Regions from separate parts of the Homo sapiens genome. Here region 2 is linked to region 1. A link is an interaction called in ENCODE POLR2A ChIA-PET data of the cell type or tissue named here. Cell type or tissue: Caco-2. All regions are shown on one strand. Links, peaks and the distances in the headings refer to the core of each region. The heading gives the core; the rest is flanking DNA.

Region 1 (5,387 bases), core at 255-5,254:
GGGTGAGCAAAAAAAACGTTTTAAAAGGCCCAGAAAAGATATAGAGAAAAGAATAGAAGAGAGTCCAGAAATAAACCCTTAAATTTATGGTCAAGTTGGTCAAGTGAGTTTTTTTTTTTTTTTTTAGACAGAGTTTCACTCTTGTTGCCCAGGCTGGAGTGCAATGGCGCGATCTCGGCTCACCACAACCTCTGCCTTCCGGGTTCAAGCAATTCTCCTGCCTCCGCCTCCCAAGTAGTTGGGATTACAGGCATGTGCCACCATGCCCAGCTAATTTTGTATTTTTAGTAGAGACGGGGTTTCTCCACGTTAATCAGGCTGGTCTCGAACTCCTAACCTCAGGTGATCCACCCGCCTCAGCCTCCCAAAGTGCTGGGATTACAGGTGTGAGCCACTGCGCCCCGGCCTGGTCAAGTGATTTTCAACAAGAATCCAAGGACAATTCAATGGGAGGAAATAACAGTATTTTCAACAAAATGGTGTTGAAACTGCTGGATATCCGCATACAAAAGAATGATGTTAGACTTCTACCTTACACCATACAAAAAATTAAATCCAAATGGACCATAGATCTAAAATATAAGAGGTAAAACTACAAAACTCCCAGAATAATGATAGGAGTAAATCTTTGTCACATTGGATTAGATGATAGCTTCTTAGGTAGAATACCAAAAGTACGAGCAACAAAAGAAAACATACATAAATTGAACTTCATCAAAATTAAAAAATTTTGTGCTTCAAAGGACACCATCAAGAAGACAACCCAGGCCAGGCACAGTGGGTCACTCCTGTAATCCTAGCACTTTGGGAGGCTGAGGTGGGTGGATGACATGAGGTCAGGAGTTCGAGACCACCCTGACCAACATGGTGAAACCCCATCTCTATTAAAAATACAAAAATTAGCAGGGCATGGTGGCAGATGCCTGTAATCCCAGCTACTCCGGAGGCTGAGGCATGAGATTGCTTGAACCCGGGAGGCGGAGTTTGCAGTGAGCCAAGACTGTGCCAGGGCACTCCAGCCTGGGTGACAGAATGAGACTCCATCTCAAAGAAGAAAAAAAAAAGAGAAAACAACCCATAGAGTGAGAAAATATCAAAGTGACCAGTAGCTCATTAAAAAAAAAAGAGAGAGAGAGAGAGAAAATATTTGCAAATTATCTATGTGATAAGGGACTAATATTTGGAATACATAAACATCAACAATATAAAGTGGGCAAAGGATTTGAATAAACATTTCTCCAAAGAAGGTATACACATAACCAAGAAACACAGAAAAGCTGCTCAACATCATTAGTCATTAGAGAAATGCAAATCAAAACTACAATGAGATGCCACTTCACATCAACTAGAATGACTAAAATAAAAAAGACAAACAATAATAAATGTTGGAGACGATGTGGAAAAATTGGGACTCTCATAACACTGGTGATGGTAATTTAAATTGTTCAGCCACTTGGAACAGAGGGTTACCATATGACCAAGAAATTCTACTCGTAGGTATATACCCAAAAGAAGTGAAAACATATGTCCACATTAAAAGTTGTACATGAATATTCATAGCAGCATTATTCATAACAGCCAAAAAGTGGAAACAATGCAAAAGTTCATCCCCTGATAAATGAGCAAGCAAAACATGATATATTCATGCAATGGGATATTATTCATCTACAAAAAAATAACATACTGGTACATAGTACCAGTATTCATTTCATCCAACACTGAAAACATGCTAAGTAAAAGAAGCCAGACACAAAAGGCCACGTTGTATGATTCCATTTACACGAAATGTCAAAAATAGGCAAATCCATACAGATGGAAGTTAGATTATTGGTTGCCTAAGTTTGGTGGGATTGAGGAGAAAAGGGAGAATGGCTAATGAGTTTGGAGTTTCCTTTTAGGTAATGAAATGTTCTATGATTAGATGGTAGTCATGTTTATACAACTCTGTGACTAATTAAAAACCTTTGAACTGTATACTTTCCTTCTTTTTTTTTTTTTTTTTTTTTTTTTTTTGAGACGGAGTTTCGCTCTTGTTGCCCAGGCTGGAGGGCAATGGCACGATCTCGGCTCACTACAACCTTCACCTCCCAGTTTCAAGTGATTCTCCTGCCTCAGCCTGCTCAGTAGCTGGGATTACAGGCATGCACCAACACACCCAGCTAATTTTGTATTTTTAGTAGAGACGAGGTTTCTCCATGTTGGTCAGGCTGGTCTCGAACTCCCGACCTCAGGTGATCCACCCTCCTCAGCCTCCCAAAGTGCTGGGATTACAGGTGTGAGCCACCGTGCCCGGCTGAATTGTATACTTTCAAAAGATGACTTTTATCATACGTGAATTATATCTAAATTGAGCTGTTAATAATAACAAAAGGGCTGGACTAAAGCTATGGGAGAAGGGATGAGAGATTCCCAAGGGAACATTTTTTAGAAACTTTAGCAGGTAGTGAGCTGGACCTGGTGATGGATTATTTAAAGGAAGTGAGGAGAAGTCAAAGGTGACTCCTAGTTTCTGGAAGAGAGAGAGTGAAGGAACAGAAAGGAGAATGAGATGAAAGAGATACCAAGACACCATGGTTCTCCACGCCATCATGAGAAGAAATGGAAGATGCCAATGAAAGAGAAGAGGGAAGAGTTTCATTTTGTTCAATGGTTAACAACTGTTACGCATCACAGCCTGGTAGATGCAGGTCTCTCATCCAGCGAGCTCGACTGGGAAGGCAAAAATCCCTAGAAGACTTAGAAACTAAGTAAGCCCCAGGCATCTGCAAGTAATCCTTGAAAATCTTTAGAATGTGGGCTTTGTATATTCCTGCCTTCTTGTCATGCAGGTGAGGAAACATCTTTTACAGAATATTGGGTTACTTTCCAGATGTTATATACTGAAGGAGACTAGAATTCAGGTCTCCTTACTAAACTGCATTATTTACTACAATAGCTTCATAAACAAACAATTAGACTCAGCCCTATTCTTTATCTTTTTGAGAGGAAGTCTCACTCCGTCGCCCTGGCTGGAGCGCAGTGGCACGATCTTGGCTCACTGCAACCTCCGCCTCCTGGGTTCAAGCGATTCTCCTGGCTCAGCCTCCCAAGTAGCCACCACACCCAGCTAATTTTTGTATTTTTAGTAAAGACAGGATTTCACCATGTTGGCCAGGCTGGTCTCGAACTCCTAACCTCAGGTGATGTGCCTGCCTCCCAAAGTGCTAGGATTACAGGTGTGAGCCATCACGCCCAGCCTGACTCAGCCCTATGTTTTAGACATTTGCCAGAACACATCCCAATACATGCAGTTATGTGTTTGCCCTCTGTAGACATTCTGAGAGACTATGCATCAGAATCCACTGACCATAAAAACAATAAATGCTTAGATTGCTTTTCTATGACGTCCCTCAACAGTGTGGCTCCAGCATTTCCAGGTGGCCTCTTTCATGCCTAGTCGAGAACATAAAGACTTCCAATTCACCTGGCCCTATTGATGAGAGGATGTTGGGGACACCCTCTTCCTCAAAGGCTCCATGAGTAGAGGATAAGGAAGGGCACTTCCAAGTCATTTTGCCAGAAAGCTCAAAGATAATAGGGGCAAGAAAGTATTTTAGGCTTGGCCAAGCCTGCAGACTTGGGTAATTTGGGAACTGGGGAAGTCTTTCCCCTTTCTGGAACCCAACAACATGATCCCAAGAACACCACCAGGTGTATACTCAGGGTTTCAGTCCTGAATGCCAGAAAATACAAAAATGTAGAGTCACATTAAATGAGTTTTTATCTTTTATTTACCTCCATTTAATAAACCTTGAATGGCTCTGTTTCCTGTCTTTGATTGTCCTGTCTGCATATTTCCTGCTAAGAGTTTACAAAACAGCACTCTTGAACAGGAAGATAAGAAGTGTACCTATTTGTTGAATAACATCAAGGGAGAAAACTGCTAACTCATCCATTTTGTTAAGTGGTTCAAAAGGATCAAAATACCAATTAACTTGCTGGCTCAGAAATCTTTGATATCCTCAGATTTACTGGCATTTTGAAACTCCTGTTCATACTTGCCTAATGGCTTTCTGATTATGAACAAAGAAGTGCCAATCTGTTCAGCATTTGACCTGTTTTCTTAAATATTTTTATGTATTCAAACATTGTTACAAAAAATACTTGACTAGTCAAATTCATGTGCTAAATTTTTTTTCTTGTTCCACTTCCAAATTTAAGAGGAAAAAAGGAGCTCAAAGACACTTAAAAAAAAAAAGCCATTTCCTTCTTATTTTTAATTTAAAAGCTCTCATTGCAAGGAACTTTTTTTTTTTTTTTTGCCTTATCTTTTCCATGGAATTTAGCAGAGTTTGGGAGACGTGACAAAGCAAGCTACCATATTTATGACTCATCCTCTCCTGAGAAAATTTTGGAAAAAATGACTTTGGGCACATGTTTCAGAGTGGAAGTAAAAAGACACTAAGGATGGCTTAAGGAGTGAGGCAGATTCTACAATGTATTTTTTTTTTCTTGATTGCCTTGTCTTTGTCAGGCATACAATGGATTTCAATATTCCTCTCCAGGCATCCTCAGACAGCAGTGCTTCTCAGGGGTGTTTTTTTTTTGTTACTGTTTTCCTTATTTCTTCACAGAAAATTCTACTTGTAATCACATTCATACATAATCTCTATGGCAGTCGTTCAGAAAAGAGCAGCATTTCATTCTTAGGCAAAGGCACTTTCTGGGTTAAGAAAGTGCCATGCAATTTATTTCAATAAATATTGATTGAATGCACTGAACTGAAGAGATTAAAAGCATGCATGCTGAAACCAGACTGCCTGGGTTCAAATCCTGGTTCTACATTGACCAGCATGAGACCATGGGAAAATCACTTACTTTCTTTTCATACCCAAGTTTTCTCACCTTTACGTTTTGTAAAATGGGGATGATAATAGAGTCTAGCTTATAGGGTTGTTCTATGGATCAAATGAGATAATACATTTTAGAATAGTGCCCTAAAATGTCCTGTACTCTTATGATACTTCAGGTGTTATGTAAGTGTTAATTATCGTATTATATCATGCCAGAACCTGGAAGAAGAACTGGTGCTTGGGTGCATTCAAATCCGGCCCACTTATGGAGGGATACTTTCATCATAACAACAAAATACCTGGAGAACTTGAGACCTAAGGATTTATAACATATAAACGTATATGGAAATTTAAAATAATGTGATCAGAAGGAAGCTTAATCTGGCTGCTGGATCACTGCAGTTTAGTTGAAGCACAATAAAAATGCAACATTCAAGCAAGTAAATGGTAGCTGGCAACTAGCCAATTACATGTTTGGAGGAGAGCACGCAGGAGGAACAATCTTAGGACACAGGGATGGCCAGAGTAGAGCTACATTTATAAGAATGCATTCCC
Region 2 (5,387 bases), core at 148-5,147, 61 kb before region 1:
TCACTGAGCACGGCAATGATGACGTGGAATAGACTTTTAGGTGTGAATGGAGAAAGATCAGGAGTCTAAAGAGAAAGTGGCTGATGAACTGCCCTGTCTAAAGGGCAAGAAGTGGCACTGACTTGTTTATTGCAACTTTTTATTTTGATTTAATTATATTAATAGAAAAGATGCAAGAATAGTATAAGGAATCCTATATATTCCTCAGCAGACTTACATATTTGCTTTGTCCTCTCTCTGTCTCTGTATTGATATATACACATACAAACATGCATAATTTTTTTCTGAACCATTTGAGAGTCAGTTACAAACCTGATACTCTTTTTTTTTTTTTTTTTTTGAGACAGAGTTTCACTCTTGTTGCCCAGACTGGAGTGCAATGGCTCAATCTTGGCTCACCGCAACCCCCACCTCCCAGGTTCAAGTGATTCTCCTGCCTCAGCCTCCCGAGTAGCTGGGATTACAGGCATCTGCCACCATGCCTGACTAATTTTTTTTGTAGTTTTAGTAGAGATGGGGTTTCACGATGTTGGTCAGGCTGGTCTCGAACTCCTGACCCCAGGTGATCCGCCCACCTTGGCCTCCCAAAGTGCTAGGATTACAGGCATGAGCCACTGCGCCCAGCCTACCTGATACTCTTTTATCCCTAAATACTTCAGTGTGTGTATTTTCAAAAAGGAAGGGCATTTTCTTATATGACCAGAATACAATGATCAAAATCAGAATTTAATATGACACTATTTTCCAATCTACAGATTGTATTCAGATTTTTCCAAATGTCTCAATGGCATCTTCTATAGCAAAATAAATTCCTAGATCATCTATTGCATTCAGAGGTAACGTTCTTTTAGTTCCCTTTCATCTGGAATAGTTTCTCAGTCTTCTGTCATGTTTCATTTTGGAGCCTACAGGCCGGTCATTTTGTAAAGGCTCCCTCTATTTGGACTTGTCTGCTGTTTCCTCGTGATTAAATTCAGGTTATGCACATTTGGCAAGAAATCCACAAAAGTGATGTTGTCTTCTTCTCAATACATCATAACAGGAGGCACATGCTGTCAGTTTGTTCAATTACTGGTGATGCTAACTTTCATCACTTGGGTTAAGGTGGTTTCTGCCAGGTTTCTTCACTGTCCTTTTGTAATTAATAAGTTTCTTATGGGGACTTACTCTGAGACTATGCAAATAGTTTATTACTCCTCAAACTTTCACATAGTAGTGTTAGCATCCATTCATAATTATTGCCTGAAACAATTATTTTTGCAGTTGCCAAATGATGATTTTCTGTTTTCTTAATTTCATCTACCTTTATTATTTCATATTTTATTGTAAGTCAGAGCTCAGCCTCTTCTCTTCCTTCCTTCCTTCCTTCCATCCATCCACATGGACTCATGATATCTTATTTTATTCAATGGATTATACTCTTTTGTCATCATTTACTTTGATACTCATAGTTTGGCACTGGATGATTTTAAAGGGTTGGGAGTAACAGACTTCAAAATGAGTACAAAATGCATAATACTAAGGATGACTTAAAGTGGATGCCTCAGAGATAACAACAACTCCTCTAATCACTACAATTTGTGAGTGCTTTTTATGCATCAAATGAGATGCTACATACTTTGTATATGTTACCTCATTTAACTTTCATGTCTTGGTGAGGTAGATATTGTGCTATTTGATCTTCCACTTAAAGATGAGGAAACTGAAGCCTTGAGAAAATAAGTGCGTTTATGAAGTTCTTACCCTGTAGTAGCAGGTCTAGTGGACTCTAGGGCCCTTGTTGTCAACCACAAGACAATCCCACAAGTAGGTGTAGAAAACCCCCAGGAAAGAATAAGGCTTTAAAAGCTGGGTTACACTATTCCTGAGGGTAGCTAGACACTTTTTCCAGGACCTACAGAGAAATCTGAACTTTTTGCATTTTTACAAATGGGGCATTTGGAAACTGTCTACATGTCTGTCATCACTCCAGGTACTTCCCTAACCTGCTTTGTGGAAACCATCCTACCTGCCTGAAATCCTGTAAGGAAAGCATAAAGAAAGAGATCATCTGTGTCAATGTCAGCAGACACAGATCCAGAAAGGCATGACTTGGTTGTGTCGCCCAGGGAAACATTCCTATGGGTCAAGATAAGACAAGTGAAAGCCATGTTGGGGTGGAGGAGAGGGAGGGGGAGAGGACTAAGGGAACAGTAGAGCAGAGAAATTCACTATCTATCCAATTCTTTAGATCCCAGGTGAAGACAAGGCTGTGGCTTCCACTGTTTGCCCTCCCTGCAGGCTAATATACTAAATCTTTCTTCTGGCAACAATGCCCCTTCCACCTTCACCACACCACCACTTTTAATATGAAGTTTCAGATTCTGAGAATGAGCTTAGGTGAAAGGATGCTTCATGCTAGTAAAAATAATTTAAACAACTGCCCTCCCTTGGAGAAAAAAGCACAGTTGGATCTGAGAATAACATCCTTGCTCTCCCAGGAGGAACAAACTAAAAATAAAAGTCAACAAGGTGCTTCCTGCCAGTCAGTAAATCCAATAAGCAAAGACGATGCCTCAACCTGGCGCTGGGTAGTTAACAGCTAGCCTGACTCCCTGCACCCGAGAGCGGCCATGTGGTTCTCAGAGCTAACAGCTGCCAAGCAGAACCCCTCAGATTAACCCATAGGTGGTGTTGAACCACTTCCCATTAAGATATTTGCAAAGCAAACAAAAATGATAGCCCCACTCTGAGTCCTGGGAGCTGGCCAGGAGCACTGGCTGTTCTTGTTGACACAAAGAGCTCTCCCGGGAGGGTCTGGATCAGAGCGAGGAAGGCCACTCCCACCTGCGTCTCCAGACTGTGTTGATCTTAGGCCATTAGAATTTTGGTATCAGGGACTGTTTATTATCTAATTTCCCAAGCACAGCAGTCGCTAGAGCTCTGTTTCACGAGAGCTCTCTATTGCTCTCTGTCTTCCCCACCTACACCATTCAGATAAAAAGAACAAATTCACCCCTCCTCCTGTTTTGTCTATTCATCAAGGAGACAAGTCTGAGAAGTTACTAAGATGCACACGGAGATGTTGTGGCATTACTACTGTTAACAGCTTTTAATGGCAAATACTCCAGTTTCTTCTTAATTTAAGGTGACCAGGGCGATGCTAGTGGAAAATATATTGGCATATTTGTTTTTTATAGTGAGGAACAAGCTGCTATTTAATTCACAAAATATACTTGGAACTGAAACACCATTATGTTTTCCTTATAACCCAGTGAAGAAAGTGAAGTTAATAAAATTGTGAAAATGTACAAAGTTAATCTTCTTTCAACATGTAGGATTATAATCTAGGTTTCATTATGTGTTGATAATGAAGCACTCTTATATAAAGTTCATTTTTACAAAATTTTGTTTCCTGCAATATTTTCCACTTGAGTCCATTTTCCTTTCTCAAACTTTTCAAAATAGGCTCAATATGTAAAGGTCTTTTGGGCAGAAACTCATTCTGAGCGGGAATATAATAAAGAGCTTGATGAGGATACAACGTAGGTACCAGCAATGTGCTGAATTTCTATGGGTAATGCAGGAAGGGGATGAGGGATGGAGAAATGGTTAGAGATCAGATTTTCTTATTATTTGAAATTGTCTTTTGGATCAGAAACCAGAACTTTAGAGACGTAGATATAAATAGTATAAGGAGAGAGACAAGAAGAAAGAAAAAAAAGGAAGAAGGAAGGGAGGGAGGGAGAGAAGGAGGACAGAAGGGAAGGAAGGAAAGGAGAGGTCTAAGGGAGACTGAAATTTTTTTTTTTTTTAACTTTTATTTTAGGTCCAGGAGTACATGCTCCGGTTTGTTATATAGGTAAACTTGTGTCATGGGGGTTTGTTGTACAGATGATTCCATCACCCAGGTACTAAGCTTAATACCCAATAATCATTTTCTCTGCTCCTCCTCCTCCTCCCGACCTCTAACCTCAAGTAGGTTCCAGTGTCTGTTGTTCTCCTCTTCGTGTCCATGTGTGAGAGACTGAGAGTTCTTTAGAAAAAGTAGAGGCATTATCATGCTAAAAATATCATACTAAAAAATTGACTTTTTATAAGAAAGAAGAGAGCTATCAGGTGAAATTAAACAGCAATTTTTTGGAATCTTGAGTACATGATTCAGTTTTAGATGAAGTTTATTCAAACGAAATTAAAATGGGTTTGAAAATGTTCAAGTTTTCCAGAGAGCACGTGAGCCTAACCTTGCTAGTCAACTTTGTAGAGCAACATTGTTGACAGCAAGTCTGTTTAGGGATAGATTAATGTAAACATAAACGTTCATGTCCACAGGTGATCACATTGAAGGCCTTGATGGGGATGATGATGTGACTTCAGCTATATAGAAGAAATGTTAAAAAACTGAAAATTGGTTCCCATGCCAAACCGTCCATCGTCGTCTGATGCATTGGGCACAAAAATATTTGCCTTGAGGCTGGGCACAGTTTCTCATGCATGCAATCTCAGCACTTTGGGAAGCTGAGGCAGGTGGATCACTTGAGGTCAAGAGATTGAGACCATCCTGGCCAACATGGTGAAACTCCGTCTCTATCAAAAATACAAAAATTAGCTGGTCATGGTGGTGCACAGCTATAGTCCCAGCTAGTCAGGAGGCTGAGGCAGGAGAATCGGTTAAACCCGGGAGGCAGAGGTTGCAGTGAGCTGAGATTGCGCCACTGCACTCCGGTCTGGCGATAGAGCGAAACTCCATCTCAAAAAAAATAAAATAAAATTTTGCCTTGAAGTGTGGATCACATGGCAGGCATGGGATATAAGAAAACCCAAGTCAAACATGCATTCTAACATCATATCTGCTGAAGTCCACCACATCCTAGTTCCTAGCAACTGACCCTCAATTTGAGATATTAACCATAGGCAGCTACCAGCCAATAAGTGAGCTTCCTAAAGAAAACACAGAAACATCTTCCCAAACTTGGAGCTTATTTTTGAGTTAGGAAGGTAGATGCATCACAGAAAAATGACATGGTGTTAATAGAATCTCCCTTCACTTGTTTAATTAGGATTTTCGACTTTTTGAGAAAGCTAGCTCCTTTATCAACTAACTAGGATGCTCAAATCAAACTCAAGGTAAATAGGAAGCATTTCTAGAGAACAAAGTAATTAAATTTAGCTTTGGACCTCACAGAAATAAAAACTCAAGGAGCACATATTCATTTGTCCATTCATCAATTATTTCATTTTATGCCAGTTATGGCCAAAGATTCTAAATTCTGGATTCTGTGAGTGCTACAGAAATGAGTGACAGTTTCAGCCCTAAAGTTTATTATCTCATGTGGGATACAGTAATAAGAGCTAACATTTTTGTCCACTTAACTACGTACTAGGTAGTCATCTAAACGTTTCCTATG

Evidence for each region. ChIA-PET counts read pairs that join two places held together with the same protein. Peaks named below come from ENCODE experiments on the same cell type or tissue, not always from the same donor. Only the 100,000 strongest peaks of a DNase experiment are listed, where the experiment ranks them.
Region 2: POLR2A ChIA-PET joins it to region 1 with 13 read pairs; 3 of 35 experiments call an interaction of 5 or more read pairs at or near these places.

The regions. Positions count from the first base shown.
Region 1 is chr2:170,466,729-170,472,115 of GRCh38, reverse strand. All of the region lies in intron 25 of MYO3B (myosin IIIB), which reads right to left. Among named protein-coding and RNA genes, the nearest start is that of MYO3B-AS1, 120 kb to the right of the region's middle. In Caco-2, for the core only: no CTCF peak of the experiment used is centred there; no DNase peak of the experiment used is centred there.
Region 2 is chr2:170,527,770-170,533,156 of GRCh38, reverse strand. The region is part of intron 30 of MYO3B (myosin IIIB); the gene reads right to left. Among named protein-coding and RNA genes, the nearest start is that of MYO3B-AS1, 180 kb to the right of the region's middle. In Caco-2, for the core only: no CTCF peak of the experiment used is centred there; a DNase peak (open chromatin) is centred at 2,766.